2 separate regions of the Homo sapiens genome follow, and region 1 is linked to region 2. A link is an interaction called in ENCODE POLR2A ChIA-PET data of the cell type or tissue named here. Cell type or tissue: OCI-LY7. All regions are shown on one strand. Each heading gives the region's core, and the rest is flanking DNA. Links, peaks and the distances in the headings are about the cores only.

What was found. ChIA-PET counts read pairs that join two places held together with the same protein. Peaks named below come from ENCODE experiments on the same cell type or tissue, not always from the same donor. Only the 100,000 strongest peaks of a DNase experiment are listed, where the experiment ranks them.
Region 1: POLR2A ChIA-PET joins it to region 2 with 7 read pairs; 3 of 35 experiments call an interaction of 5 or more read pairs at or near these places.

What each region holds. Positions count from the first base shown.
Region 1 is chr9:109,918,469-109,926,272 of GRCh38, forward strand. PALM2AKAP2 (PALM2 and AKAP2 fusion) reads left to right here. Exons shown (of 11, transcript NM_007203.5): 4 at 5,267-5,381; 5 at 6,593-6,614. Among named protein-coding and RNA genes, the nearest start is that of PALM2AKAP2, 140 kb to the left of the region's middle. RefSeq lists enhancers at 51-100, 341-510, 621-690. In OCI-LY7, for the core only: CTCF peaks have their summits at 5,004 and 5,206; DNase peaks (open chromatin) are centred at 1,493 and 1,723; H3K4me3 peaks cover 210 bases; H3K27ac peaks cover 2,174 bases.
Region 2 is chr9:110,106,418-110,114,221 of GRCh38, forward strand. The region is part of intron 7 of PALM2AKAP2 (PALM2 and AKAP2 fusion); the gene reads left to right. Among named protein-coding and RNA genes, the nearest start is that of C9orf152, 98 kb to the right of the region's middle. RefSeq lists an enhancer at 1-206. In OCI-LY7, for the core only: no CTCF peak of the experiment used is centred there; a DNase peak (open chromatin) is centred at 3,934; H3K4me3 peaks cover 2,844 bases; H3K27ac peaks cover 3,730 bases.

The DNA.
Region 1 (7,804 bases), core at 1,423-6,422, 190 kb before region 2:
TAGAGGCTGTTATGTGCACCTGCCACAGCCTACGGATCCTCAATTAACCTTGCGTGTAAATTACACTTCCTGCCCATTCTTTATTTTTAGCACAGCAACATCTACTTGGCTCTTCCAGAGAAGACTGCATTAGATTTCAGTCATGAAACTACAAAACAGTGGCGTCTGCAGCCTGGCTGGGATGACTGTTGTTAACCCCATGACACTCTGTTCCTTGCGAAGCTGCTTTGCCCCAGGACTCAGGTTTTCCTGAGAAAGAGAGCAGCCTGGACTGACCACACCCTCAGAGCCTGGCCCAAGGCCACATGTGAACTTATAGAAAAATCTGCTATTGGATCTGACATAAACTCTCCATTTCCTTCATTCATTGCATTTGGGTTGAAACTCAGTTGTTGTTATCACAAAGGTTTCATTTCGTTCCTTTTTTTTCTCTCCCTCTCTCTTCGTTCCTTCTCAGTTACACAGTATCATGACCCAAATCTTTAGCACCTGAACCATATAGCGCAGAGCCTTGAAACCCATAGGGCCAGGGCACCCCGTGGAGACAGGCCAGCCAGTGGGCATCAGGTCGCAGAGAATTCTTAACCACTTAAGGTTGCTTCACTGGAAGAAGTGAGTTACTGAGAGACAGCCATTTTCGGTTTTAGTCAGCCATTTTTATCACGATCTTGTTTGTTTTAGAATCCCCTGTAGTGCCTAGCTCGGAGTCCAACCAAACAAGCTCCATAAATGTTGATTTTGAATTTAAATAGATGTTGGGGTGCTCCCATTTCCCCTTCACTAGACACATGGGAAGCTGAGGCCCTGGCCCCTCTTTCATGCCACAGCCTGGGAGATGCTGCCTTCTCAGCAGAAAGCCTCAGGAGGTATTTTGAAAAGGGAATTTGTTGTTTTCATTCTGGTTAGATAAGTTACAAACTAATTTTTTAAACTGGGAAAATATTGAAAATTGTTTTTTAAAAATGAAATCACCTTTAATTCCATTACTCAGAGACAACTATCACTGACATTTTTCTGTTTTTTCAGTCTTAATTCTCATGAAGGTGTGCCCTGTTTCCCTCCAGATTTCTCAGAGGATTCAGGATTAGGGAAGGGAGGAGAGGGTGCCTTATGTTCTTTCTAATCGTTTAGCTTTGGGTATTATTGGGATATATATAAATACATTAACACACATATAAATATATGTGTATATATATTATATAACTGGCATATACATTATTGGGATATATATTAGTAGGATGTATATATATATATGTGTGTATACATATGTGTGTGTGTGTGTGTGTGTGTGTGTGTGTATATATGTAAAATGTATACACACTTCTATTTGACCTGTACCAGTTCATTATTACCACAATAATGCTAACTAACACGCCCTCAAATTCAGTGGCTTAAACCCAAAGTCATTTATTCTTGCCCACACTTCTGTGAGTAGGCTGGGTATTTGCTGATCTAGGCTGGGCTTAGCTGAGTGGCTCTAATTTCAGGTGCTTCTGAACTATATAGCTGAGAGCCCTGAAACCCATAGGGCCAGGGCACACTGTGCCTATCTATGGGTTTGCCTCAGGTCTATTCCATGTGTGTTCTTTCTGTGGTCCAGGCTGAAGGGGCAGCAGCTGCCCAGATAAGTTATTGTCTTGGCATTGGAAGGGGTGCAAGAGGACAAGCTCAACTGGGCAAGCACTTTTCAAGCCTCTGCTTGTGTCTTATCTGCTCACATCCTATTGGCTAAAGCAGGTCACATGGCTGCGGCCAGTGCCAAGGGACTGGGAAGTGTAACCCATCTACCATAAGCCTAGAGCAAATCACATGGTCAAGATTGACATCAGTGGCTTGGGGAAGCATGTACTCTTCCCATGGAAGTAAGGGAGGAAGGAAGGGAATATTTTTGAGAATAATGTAATCTTTTTTTTTTTTTTTTGAGATGGAGTCACACTCTGTTGCCCAGGCTGAAGTGCAGTGGTGCAATCTGGGCTCGCTGCAGCCTTGCAGCCTCTGTCTCCTGGGTTCAAGCGGTTCTCCTGCCTCAGCCTCTAGAGTAGTTGGGATTACAGGTGTGCACCACCATGCCCAGCTAATTTTTGTATTTTTAGTAGAGACGGGCTTTCACCATGTTGATCAGGCCAGTCCCAAACTCCTAACCTCAGGTATACGCCTGCCTCGGCCTCCCAAAGTGCTGAGATTACAGGCATGAGTCATCGCAACCGGCCCAAGAATAATATAATCTACTGCACACCCTAAATATCTGCTAAAGTACTCTGTACTTTGAGATTTAAATCAAATCTGCTCAGGCCAGGTGTGGTGGCTCATGCCTGTAATCACACCTCAAATAAATAAATAAATAAATAAATAAAACCTGCTCAGAGCCCACCTGGTTGGTAGTATCATCCAGTCTACACAGGGAACCTCTAGTCCAGAGCTCCTCTACTCATTGAATTAATTCAGTTTCTGGATAATGTGACTGTCTCGTGTGTTGTTCCTATTTCACACTCATGTCTCTTTACTTACTCCCCCCAAAATAATTTACACAGATGTGTGTAGAAGATTTTGCTGAACATCTGGACCAGCAAAGAAGTTTTACATCTTTATGTTCGTATCTCTAGATTGGCCAGCCCCCTCTCCATAAATTCTCTTTGCGTCTCGCCCACACACAGCCTCTCAAGTTAAAGCTTGCTGAAGAATTCACTCTTGTCTCCAAAATTCTGAAAGTCTTATCTTGGCTGGGCCACACCTTTGCGCAACTTAGCTCAGCTTTTTAAATTCATTCAATGTAGGTGTATTGAGCATTTGTGCCCTCTGTCTGAGGAATTTATAATCTAGTAGGGGAAATTAATAATGTATGTTACTATTTGGGGCCAGAAAATTCTTTGCTGTAGGGTGCCATCCGGTGCACTGTGGGATGTTTACCAGCATCCCTGGCCTCTACCCACTATGTGCCAGTAACACCAGTCCCACCCCCTTGAGCTTTGGACAACCAAAATATCTCTAGACATTGCTGAATATCCCCTGAGGGACAAGATCACCTCAGTTGAGAGCCACTGCTCTAATATATGGTAGACTTGATAAGACTTCTGATAAAACAAAATAATGTGCTAAGAAATGTTCAGAGGGAAGCGATGTTATTTCCTGGCAGTGAAATCTGTGAACACCTCATGACAGGTGGCATCTGAGCTGAGACTTCAAGAATGGTTGGGAGTTTGAGTTGAGTTTCCTAGAGGAGGAAAAGACATGGGGTACATGTGGGCAAATAAGAGTGGCTCTATTTGACTAATGCATGAAGTGAAATAGGCATGTTGTTAGAGTGGAGCTGATAGGTACTGGGAGGCTAGATACCATGGGGACTTATAAGCTGTAGGACTTCTACTTTTACCCTGAGTGAAATGACAAATATTTCAGAGCTGTGTTCATTTGGAGGAGGTTAATTTGGATATAGGGCTTGCCTTCATAACCCAAAGTAATTGCTGCAAAGATTATCCCTCCAGAGGTCACTTTTCTGACACCCAGGAAGGAAACAGAAAGGCCATCTGAGGGGCACAGTATGTCGCTAAATAAATTCATGCCTGGATCTTGGTGTTCCTTACCTTTCAGAAAACCCCACTCTGAACTCCTTATTTTAGGTCTAAGTCTAATGGCCAGTTCCCGAGAGCAGATTAAAAGATGGAAAAAGAGGGCCAGGCACGGTGGCTCACGCCTGTAGTCTCAGCACTTTGGGAGCCTGAGGCAGGAGGATTGCTTAAGCCCAGGAGTTCAAGACCCACGCAGGCAACATAGTAAGACCTCACCTCTACAAAAAAAAATTAAAAATTAGCTGGGCATGGTGGTGTGTGCCTTTAGTCCCAGCTCCTTGGGAAGCTGAGGTGGGAGGATTGCTTGAGCCCAAGAGGTAGAGGCTGCAGTGAGCTATGATCGTACCACTACACTCCAGCCTGGGTGACAGAGTGAGACTCTATCTCAAAAAAAAAAAAAAAAAAAAAAAAAAAAAAAAAAAAGATGGAAAAGGAGGAAGGCAAGGGAGGGGACTTATATAGGCAGACACAGACTCAGCAGCAAAGCTTCCAGCACAACAGAGGGGAAAGAGACCAAAAGAAAAAATGAATGAATGAGTGATTGAATGAATGAACCAATGAATAAATTCAGATCAAATAATTCAAGAGGCACAGCAATCTAGAGTTTTAGCAAGAGAACATTTATCCCTTCATTCTTCCTGAAGACATTGCTGCATATCAGTGCCATCCTACTCTGCCAATATATGTAATGTTTAACAAGGTGGGGGATGTGGAGAACACTTTAGATCCCATGTGGTAAGAGTTGCTCAATGGTTAGGAACAGGGTCTAGAGTCAGAGCACCTGGCTTGAATCCTTGCTTCAAGGCTCTGTGGCACTAAAGCCTGCTTTACTAGGTTACTTCACCTTGCCAAGCCCTACTGATCTCATCGGTAAAATGGGGATTCCCTACTCACAGGGTCATTGGGAAGTTTGGATAAAATAATCCACATGAATTCTTAGCTCAGTTCCTGGCACAGAATAAGTGCTCAGTAAATACTGGTGGTAATTATTATCATTTCACTGAAAGAATATGGCTGTTGAGACTTTCCCCAAATCATAGCTGCAGCTGCTATTCTGGAATATTTCCAGAGTCTCCTGGCAGTGCTGAAATTTCCCTTTTATAAAATACATAGGATGGCTGTGAAAATTGAGGAAAGTTCCAAAAGGCAGGGGCAGTTGCATCTGTCTTCTTCATTTCCCTTCTTTTTGGCAGTAGAATCCAGACCACAGAGGGAGAGGACACCAGGCTCCCAAGGGTACTGGCCACCAGCTATTTCTTGGCAACATACTTCCTTTGAGCAAGAATGGCCCTTTACTTTTTGACCAACCTGAGAGAGCACTTACTCTGAGCCGGTCAGGAGAATATGAAGCTATTTTCCTTCTGATGTTATGTCCTATGCTATGTAAATATAATCTCCCTCCAAATAAGAAAGGTGCACATGCATGGTGTTGGCAGGGAAACATCGAAACATATTGCATAGTGGTGGCTGTGAACCAGTGGAGGCAGTGCTGTGTTGATTTCCCTTGACCAATGTCTGCCCAGTGGCAGAGCTGGAAACACAAGATGCTGTGTAATGTAAAACCTTGGCCTGGCTCCTCAGCGTAATGTAAAACAAAGGCTGCCAGGAAGGTACAAATCGCCCAACAGGAAGGAGCTGCTCTCTTGCCCGTGGATGGCAGGACAATAAAGTAACTTGTCCTTTGTTTGTGTGTTTTCCAGGCTGGAGCAAGAAATACAAACGCTAGAAAGTGAAGAGTCCCAGATATCTGCCAAAGAGCAAATCATCCTAGAGAAACTGAAGGAAACAGAAAAATCCTTCAAGGACTTTCAGAAGGTGAAGAAAACCAAAACGATTTCTCAAAGTTATTTCCATGGGGAAGTAGGGCCTAGCAAAATGGTGCTAACTGGGAAACAGGCCAGTGGGCATTGATGAGAAATCTGAGCCACGAACTCTATGAAATGAGGGGCAGATGTGTGAGGACCAGGGGCCATCCTGAAGCTAAGCATGACATATCTTTGGGTGTGGGACCATCTGGCCTGCTGCAAGGCATAGGGAAGAGTCATTAGATTACCCCATCTGCCTGCTCTCCGGATCCCTGATATGCCTTGTGCCTGAAAAGCCTTCTCTTATTGGACTCTAGAATTCTAAAACCAATTCTGATGAAGCAGAATAAACATGCTCTTTGTGGCTTTAATTATAGTTTGCTTTTTGAGTCTTTCATTATAAAAAGGCCAGAAGCAACACCTTATGAAGTGGACAAGAATTCCAAATACAAAGAGTGTAAATACATGACATTTTACTGTATATAGAAACAGATGGTGCCTGTAATCCCAGCACTTTGGGAGGCCGGGGCGGGTGGATCACGAGGTCAGGAGATCGAGACCATCCTGGCTAACGTGGTGAAACCCTGTCTGTACTAAAAAATACAAAAAAATTAGCCAGGTGCGGTGGCAGGCGCCTGTAATCCCAGCTACTGAGGAGGCTGAGGCAGAAGAATGGCATAAACCTGGGAGGCGGAGCTTGCAGTGAGCTGAGATTACGCCACTGCACTCCAGCCTGGGCGACACAGCAAGACTGCGTCTCAAAAAAACAAAAACAAAAAACAAAGACAAACAAACAAAAAAACAGGTGGTGCCGTGTATCAAAGAGTAGAGTCCGTAAAACCAGTAGGCTCTGAACAAACATCTCAGGACCTCCCTCCATTTTATAACTGTTTCTGCTGTACCTATGAGTGACAGAAAAGCAATCTAATGAAATCAATTTAGGATGGGATTTTCTGATATCATTCTCCAGCATGACCAAGGATATTTGCTAGATCATTGAAATAAATCTCTATTGGGAGAAATTTAGTATAAATTGGGAATTATAATTTTGGAATTCTAAATAAATTGTCCAGAAGAAAAGAGATCGTTGCGTTTCCCCAGCACAGTCAAATTCTGGGCTGGGGCATGGGAGAAAGATGGGTTAAGTCTTTAAAGATGGGAAAAGATGGGATTGTACCCCCACATGTAGAGTAACGCTCTGCCTTGTTTTTGTTCCTACAGGGTTTCTCCAGTACGGATGGAGGTAAGTGCTCTCTGCCCCGACTGTAGATGAATGTTTTAATCCTGGTCAGCTTAGGGGGTTTCATTAACAGGGGCTTAAGGAAGAGGTACTGTGTTGATTTGTAAAGGCATCAGAAGAAGTAGCAGCGCTGGTTGCAGGCCACTGAGGAGGTCCACATTCCAAGCCTTCCCTGCCTCTCTTCTTCAGGAACTATCTCTTGGCTCACTGTTTCTCCTCTTACAAAATTGGCCTGGCTCTTCTCCTTCCCATTAGTCCCAACACTCACTGCTTGGGCCTCTCTTGAAAGGTACCCAGCAAAGAAGAGTACTAACATCAGGACCTGGTCCCTTGTAGGGATGAGCCCATTTGTCTTGGTGGTTAGGTCCTCAGGTTGAAACATACGTGAGAAGTTTAAGAAATTTGGGGAAAATATTTGGTGTTTGGGAAACCTTTCTACAGCCTCTGGATTTTCTTTGCTTTCTCTCTCTCTCTCTCTGATCAGACAACTGTCGTTTCTTTCATAGAAACAGGGCTGGGCAAAAACTTCCCTCCCTGTGTGGGATAGTTGGTTCAGAGCATAGGAAGGTAGGAGTGGGGTCCTGGCTTCCTGGTGGCAAGAGCAGGTCTTTCACCTTCTCTACCTTCCCTACCTTTCCTCTGTCCTCTCCTCTCCTTACCTGGACTGTGGGGATGAACTTGAGATTGTGTACTTCTCACCCTTCACCTTGCTCCCTATCCTCAGCTGCAAACCCATGATTCCTACTTTCATTTGGCCCTCAGCTAGACCTGCTTTACAATGCAGGGACTTGTTGGAAAGACCAGATATTGTCTGCTCCCCTGGCTCTTAGAAAGTCACATTCTAGGGCTGGGTGTGGTGGCTCAGGTCTGTACTGCCAGCACTTTGGAAGACTGATGTGGGAGGATCCCTTGAGCCCAGAAGTTCAAGGCTGCAGTGAGCTATGGTCACACCAGTGCACTCCAGTCTGGGTGATAGCAAGGTCTTGTATTAAAAACAAACAAAAAAGGTCAACCTCTAGACTAGGAAGATGATCAGGAGCCAGGATAAGAATTGGCATCAGTGTTTTCCCAGCGTCATTTGGAAATATACGGGGAAAGGTTTAAAAATGTGTTTCTCTGGATTAGTCAAAGGTATTTGCATGAAGGATAGTTCTGACTTTGGCAAAACAAACAAACAAACAAACAAACCTGTG
Region 2 (7,804 bases), core at 867-5,866:
AGAGGGGAAGGGCCATACTCTTAACCACCTCAAGCTGGTCTTATCATTGTTGCTGGGGGGGATGTGTAAGGCTACAACCTTCCCTTTTAGGTAGAGGGAAGAGAGGACTCCCTTGTGGGTGTGCACAAAGGAGTATGATGAGAAGAGGGTGGTGATGGGTGCTTAGCTTGATGCTTACATTGTCCCAGTGCAGCTCCATGATTGCAGGTACCTTGAGAGGACCCATGTGCAGTAAGGTGGGAGGTTAGGAAAAGCAGAGAATGCCAGCCAGCCATGAGTGGATTTGAGAGGTCTGAAGGACAAAGGCAATGTTGCTTTGTATGGGTGCACAAGGGGATATGTGCATTTAAATCCGTCAACAGTCCAGAAATTGGATTGCCATTTCAGTTCCCAAACAAATGGCTTGTTTATTAAACTAAAAGCCCCTATCTCCATTAGGAAATATTCAATTCCAGCAATTAGCCCCAGGGTGAAAGAGGTCTCCCTCTCTCCAGTCTGTTTTTGCTCTGTTCCCAAACAATGCTTTGATGTGCAAGGCACTCCTAATGGAAGATAAGTCATCAATTAGCCCGATGGAAGGTTAAGCTGAAAACAGACTTTTCAGGGAAGGGATTATCACTGAGCTGTTAATCACTGATTGACATTATCTATTGGGGATATATTCTTATGGGAGACTTACTCTCCACCCAGGCAGAAGGTAACAAAGATGCAAAAATATTCTAGTTGTTTGGTTTTTTTAAAAAATGAGTTTTAGTGTCCTATAGCACCATAGAATAACTGTAGTTAACAATAATATACAGTTTCAAATAGCTGGAAGATGGGCACTGAATGTTCCCCACACAAAGAAATGGCAAATGTTCAAGATGATGAATATGTTAATTGCCCTGATCTGATCAGTATGCATTGTATGTACGGAAACATCACTATGTACCCCATAAATATGTACAAGTAATATATAATAAGTAAATTTTAGAAATAAGAGAAAAGAAAAAATGTGAGTTTAGAAATAGGATCTTAGATCAATTGAGTCGGGGTGGAGATGATAATAGTTTTCTTTCTAAACAAGTATCTTTTACTTTCTTTAAGAATTGTTGGTCATAATATGATTACATTGCTAATTTATGAAATAAAAAGTAAGGAGAACCTCTAATTTTTTTTTAGAGTGGGGAGACAGTGTCTCACTCTGTTGCCCAGGCAGGAGTGCAGTTGTGCCATCTCAGCTCACTGCAACTTCCTCCTCCCGGGTTCAAGCGATTCTCCTGCCTCAGCCTCCCGAGTAGCTGGGACTGCAGGTGTCTGCCACCATGCCCAGCTAATTTTTGTATTTTTAGTAGAGACGAGGTTTCACCATGTTAGCCAGGCTGGTCTTGAACTCCTGGCCTCAGGCAATCTGCTTGCCTCGGCCTCCCAAAGTGCTAAGGATTACAAGCATGAGCCACCATGCCCTACCAGAACCTCTATTTTTATAAGAGTAAGTTGATATGAACAATATTGTGAATGTAAGCACAGTGCACATGAGGCAAATTTGTAATTCTGTGCTTGAGTTTTACAAGTGAAATAAGTTTATTTTTTAAACTCCAAGTAGTGGCAGATGAGTGTTAATTTACCTACAACTTTTCAGGAAAATATCAATTGCATACATTAAGCTATTTTGCTGTTATTTTTTTTTTTTGCTTTGTGCCTTTTGTTTTTCTTTTTTTCTTTTTTTTTTTTTTGAGATGGAGTTTTGCTCTTGTCTCCCAGGCTGGAGTGCAATGGCGCAATCTTGGCTCACTGCAACCTCTGCCTCCCGGGTTCAAGTGATTCTGTCTCATCCTCCTGAGTAGCTGGGATTAAGGTGCCTGCCACCACGCCCAGCTAATTTTTGTATTTTTTAGTAGAGACAGGTTTTCACCATGTTGGCCAGGCTGGTCCTGAACTCCTGACCTCAGGTGATCCACCTGCCTCGGTCTCCCAAAGTGCTGGGATTACAGGCGTGAGCCACCCCGCCTGGCTGCCTTTTGTTTTTCTAGTACGCTGATGAGACCAAAAAGAAGATATAATAAAATTAATTGCCAAAAATTTAGAAAATGGAATAGGGTAGTTATTCTACTACCCTAATATAATCAATAACTATTGTACTGCCTACCACTCTTTTTTCTCCTGTTTGCTACAGGGGTGCAATCCATTTACCTAGATTCTGTTTCCTAATTAGCCTCATAGAATGTTTCAAAAATCGTGACCCATATAGCTTAATGAGTACAGAGTTTCTGTCTAAGGGGTGATGAAAAAATCTTCAAAATAGTGGTAATGGTTACACAACATTGTGAATATAATTAATGCCACTGCATTGTACACTTAAAATGGTTAAAATGGCAAAATTTAAGTTATATATTGCACGACAATAAAAGAAAGTGTATCAAAATTATGCCCCTGCATTTAAAAAAAAATTTTTTTTTGGTAGGGGGAAGTAAAGGATTGACAGATTTCAGAGTCTGTGGTGCTAGGAGAAAATTTTAGGGTGGAGTTATTCTCCATGGGGCTCAAAACCCAAAACTTTTCAATACTATTGAATATTAGCAATAATAAGCTTGTAATTCAAAGCAGCAGGGTGGTACGTTGTTAAAACTTCAGAAACCGGTCCGGCGCGGTGGCTCATGCCTGTAATCCCAGCACTTTGGGAGGCCGAGGCAGGTGGATCACCTGAGGTCAGGAGTTCGAGACCAACCTTACCGACATGGAGAAACCCTGTCTCTACTGAAAATAGAAAATTAGCTGGGCATGGTGGCACATACCTGTAATCCCAGCTAGTCAGAAGGCTGAGGCAGGAGAATTGCTTGAACCCGGGAAGTGGAGGTTGCGGTGAGCCGAGATCTCGCCATTGTACTCCAGCCTGGGCAACAAGAGGGAATCTTTGTCTCCAAAAAAAAAAAAAAAAAACCAGAAAGAAAGAAACATTTAAAAAAAAAAAAAAGAAAAACTTCAGAAGCCTTCTGAGGTTCAGAGGTCATGTTTCGGAGGTCATGTTTCAGGGTGCGGTATTTGGAGCCCTCCCGGAAACACAAAAGCCTCCCTGGTGACATTCTTAGCCCCTAGGAAGGGCAGTAATGACAGCCCACAACTGACAAGTACTGATGAATAGTTCTTGAAGGCAAACCCTGCCCTCAGGGAGCTCTGCCATAGCTTGACATGTCTTCTAGAACTACGTGCAAGGGGTCGCAGAGCAGCTAATTCTGCCGCGGTATGGGCAGTCACCAGGAAACTTCAAGGGGGAGCAGGTTTAACCTGAATCCTTGCTGAAAATAGATGAATTTGCCTGGGAGTGAGAGAGGAAAGGGCATGCCTATGTGGAGGTACCAGCAAGGGGACAGATACAGGAAAAGGGTGCCAGGCCCCTTAATTCCAGGTTTAGGAGTTTCTTTTAAAAAAAAAGTTCAGTCTCAAAAAACTAAAAATAGAAGTACCATATGACCTAGCAATCCCACTTCTGGGTATAGATCCAAAGGAAATGAGATCAGTATGTTGGAGAGAGGGACTGGCTGGAGGGGAGGGGGATTGGGGAGATATTGGTCAATGGATATAAAATTTCAATTATGCAGCAGGACTAAATTCAAGAGCTCTATTGTACAACATGGTGACTATAGTTAATAATGATGTATTATATATTGTACTTGAAAGTTGCTAAGAGGGTAGATTTTAAGTGTTCTCCTCACACATATGTGAGGTAACATATAGTAATTAGCTTGATTTAGTCATTCCACAAAGCATATGTATTTCAAAATATCAAGTTGCATACCATAAATGTATACACTTCTTTTTTCTTAATCAGAATAAATAAATAGTCCGAGGGACATTTATTGAGGGCCTAGTTGTTGGGCAGCATCTTAGGCTTCTTTTGGTTTCTAAATGGTGCCCTAGTCAGGGCTTGGTGAGTTTCAGATCCCCAGAAAAAGTCTGTTCTTAGCTTTGATGGGGGAAGGAAGACCCAGAGCAAACCACAGTGGCACTGCTGATCTAGAGCACCCTTTAGGGTGGCTGGGGGTCAGATTACAGACTGGACCACACTCCTAACTTTCTTTACCCCTGAGACCTCTGGAGTCCTAGATGTGGACGTGGTGTTTATGGTGCATTCATGTTTCTGAACTCTTTTTTTTTTTTTTTTTTTTTTTTGAGATGGAGTCTCACTATCATCCAACCTGGAGTGCAGTGGTACGATCTTGGCTCACTGCAACCTCTGCCTCCCGGGTTCAAGCGATTCTCCTGCCTCAGCCTCCTGAGTAGCTGGGATTACAGGCACCTGCCACCATCCCTGGCTAATTTTTGTATTTTTAGTAGAGTCAGGGTTTCACAATGTTGGCAAGGCTAGTCTCAAACTCCCGCCCTCAAATGATCCACCTGCCCCAGCCTCCCAAAGTGCTGGGATTACAGGCGTGAGCCACCATGCCTGGCCTATGCTCCTGAATTCTTAAATACTCCAAATGATGCGATCCAGGCTTACAAGAGAGGAAGGAGAGTTAGATCTATGAATCTAATTAGGCTAAATGTTTTAAACAGCTCTTCTCTCAGGATATTGTTTTTGTTCATATCCCAATTCTGAAATTCATTAGCCTTATAGAAATTTATTAAGCCTGAATTACAGAGTGAAATCAAGAAGCATTTTTTTTTCCTTTTTTCTTTTCTTTCTTTCTTCTTTTTTTTTTTTTTTTTTTTTTTGAGACGGAGTCTTGCTCTGTCACCCAGGCTGGAGTACAGTGGCAAGATTACGGCTCACTGCAGTCTCAATGGCTCAGGCTCCAGTGATCCTCTGACCTCAGCCTCGTGAATAGCTGGGGTCACAGGCATGCACCACCAAACCCGGGTATTTCTTTTAATTATTTGTAGAGATGGGGTCTCATTACGTTGCCTAGGCTGGTCTTGAGCTCCTGGCCTCAAGTAATCCTCCTGCTTTGGCCTCCCAAAGTGCTGGAAATATAGGCATAAGCCACTACACCTGGCCTCAAGAAGTAATTTTTAAATAATATTTTTCATAAGAAGTTGAGCCATGTTACTGAAATGATGACATGCTGAATGGTGCATTGCAGCATTGCATAGTGAAATTGAGGGGACTTGACTAAGTTGGGAGCTGGCAAACCCCTTGCCACCACCACAGCCTTTGCAGATAAAGTCTTTGCCTTGCTTTCCCATCCCCTAACGGCAAAATGAATTGCTAAGATGAGAAAAAGGAATTTTGCACCATCTGCACCAATTCTGAGGTTTTGCAAGTGATCACCAATGTGGAGAGTATGGTTCAGGGCTACATGTTTATTTTTATTTTTATTTTTATTTTTATTTTGCATCCAGCGTGCTCAGAAAAACTAAAGGAAAAAAAATGGAAGGATGAACATTTTAAAATACAACAAAGCTGCATCATCCTCCAGTCAACGTTTTGGTTCCAGCTGCCTTCTAGCATTGCACAGCTTGAGATGTTTGTTGCTTGTGTTCCTGCAGCATTGAAGCCCCCACTCCCACACCCAGCCCCTGTCATTTCCTGTTTTCAGATCCCCACCTTCTGCCCTGCATGTTGGGGAGGGGTCCATGGCCAGAACGGAATGGCAGCTCTCTGCTATTGTAGGATCCCTGCTGTTGTGCTCGAACCTGTATATAAGACAAACAGTCATTCTTGGGAGTGGCCAGACATTATCTAGAGAATTCCAACCACTCAGCTGAAGAGAAAGTCACTCACCTGGAGTATTTAGAGAACTCCAGGCATCTTTAAGCAGGTACAGGTGGGAGACACAGCCCTTGAAGATTACCATCCGAGATACAGCTAAGAGCTCAAAGTGAATTCTTAGATTCAGTGAGCCATGACACATCATGTGTTTTGGAAGAGCAAAAAGGATGTCAAGATGTGCTTCTTTATAGTGGGCTTTGGAGAGCTGGACAGGCCAGGGCTTGGCTCTCAACTGTGCCCCTCCTTGTTTTGTGTCTTTGGGCAAATTACTTAAGCTCTGAGCTTCAATGTGTTCATCCACAAAATACGGATTAGCCCTATTTCACAGAGTTGCCATGAGGATTTATTGAGATAATGTATGTAAATGTCTACACATTGTAGGTATTCAATTAATAATTGTTACCATCATCATCCATATCATCTATATTTCCTGTCAAGGAAACTGGCATACCAGCTAAGCCAGCAAGCACATGCAAATAGTTCTAGGACCCATTTAGAGTATATGATAAAGTAGAAAAAGAATCTTGAAGCCGGTCTTCCTTGTTAAGTTTCTAGTCGAGATTGTCCCAGTTTCCACCTTTGTATCTACAAGAGGCAAGATAGTGGTTAAAGGCCCTGAGACAGATTTTCCTCCAGTTCAATCCCAGCTTTAGCACTTATGGCTGGAGCCCTTGGGCAAGTCACTTAAAACTCTCTGAACCTTGGTTTCCTGATATGTAAACTACAGCTATCAAGAGTACTGACCTCCTACGCTTGTTTTGAGGAATAAATGTAATTATGCATAAAAATCGCATGGTCTAATGCCCAGCATATCATAAATGCTCAACAAAGGTTATGAGCACCTCATCATCAACTAAAGTTGCTAATGCCTTTGAGGACTCTCGGGCTCTTTGTTCCTTCTCCAGTTTGACAGGGTACATTACCATTGCCAGCTCTGTGACAGGCTTTGTAACCTGGCTTCTGTGTACAACAGCATACATGTATGCTTCTGCTCCAGCTGGGCAGTCGATAAGCCTGCAGCCTTTGCTGGTTGATATGCCCTTATTCCACAGGTATTCTTTGCTGTTTCTGTTTTATCTACAGGTTTTTATTTTTGTTGTTGTTGTTTGTCTTTTTGTTTTTGTTTTTGTTTTTTTCTTTTTTTTTTTTTTGAGATGGAATCTCACTCTGTCACCAGGCTGGAGTGCAGTGGTGCGATCTCAGCTCACTGCAACCTCCACCTCCCAGGTTCAAGAGATTCTCCTGATTCAGCCTCCCGGGTAGCTGGAACTACAGGCGTGCACCACCATGCCCAGCTAATTTTTGTAATTTTAGTAGAGATGGGGTTTCACCATGTTGACCAGGATGGTCTCGATTTCTTGACCTTGTGGACCTTGTGATCTGCCCAACTTGGCCTCCCAAAGTGAGCCACTGCACCTGGACTTTTTTTTTTTTTAGACAGAGTTTTGCTCTTGTTGCCCAGGCTGGAGTGTAGTGGCACAATCTCGGCTCACTGCAACTTCTGCCTCCCGGATTCAAGCAATTCTCCTGCCTCAGCCTCCCAAGTAGCTGGGAGTATGGGATTACAGGCGCCTGCCACCACAACAGGCTAATTTTTTGTATTTTTAGTAGAGATGGGTTTTCATCATGTTGGCCAGGCTGGTCTCGAACTTCTGACCTCAGGTGATCCACCTGCCTCGGCCTCCCAAAGTGCTGGGATTACAGACGTGAGCCACCATACCCGGCCCTGTCTACAAGTTTTAAAAAGCATGAATATGTTGGGGCAACCCACCTCTGAGAAGGCTCGAAAAATGCTATAATTAGCCTGTGGCCAGAGTAGAGGGCAACAGTGAACTACCTGGCATTGAAGTCCTACCATGTTCCCATTGTGGGGCCAGCTGCCTTCACATTCTGTCCTCTTGGAAATCCTCATAACAGCCTCAGAAGGTAGGTGTATTGATTTCCTAGGGCAGCTATAACAAATTCTCACAAATTACGTGGTTGAAAACAATAGCAATTTGTTCTCTCACAGTTCAGGAGTCCTGAAGTCTGAAATTACAGATGGCAGGGTTGGTTCCTTCTGGAGGCTTTGAGGGAGAATCCGTTCCATGCCTTTCTCCTAGCTTCTCGTGGTTG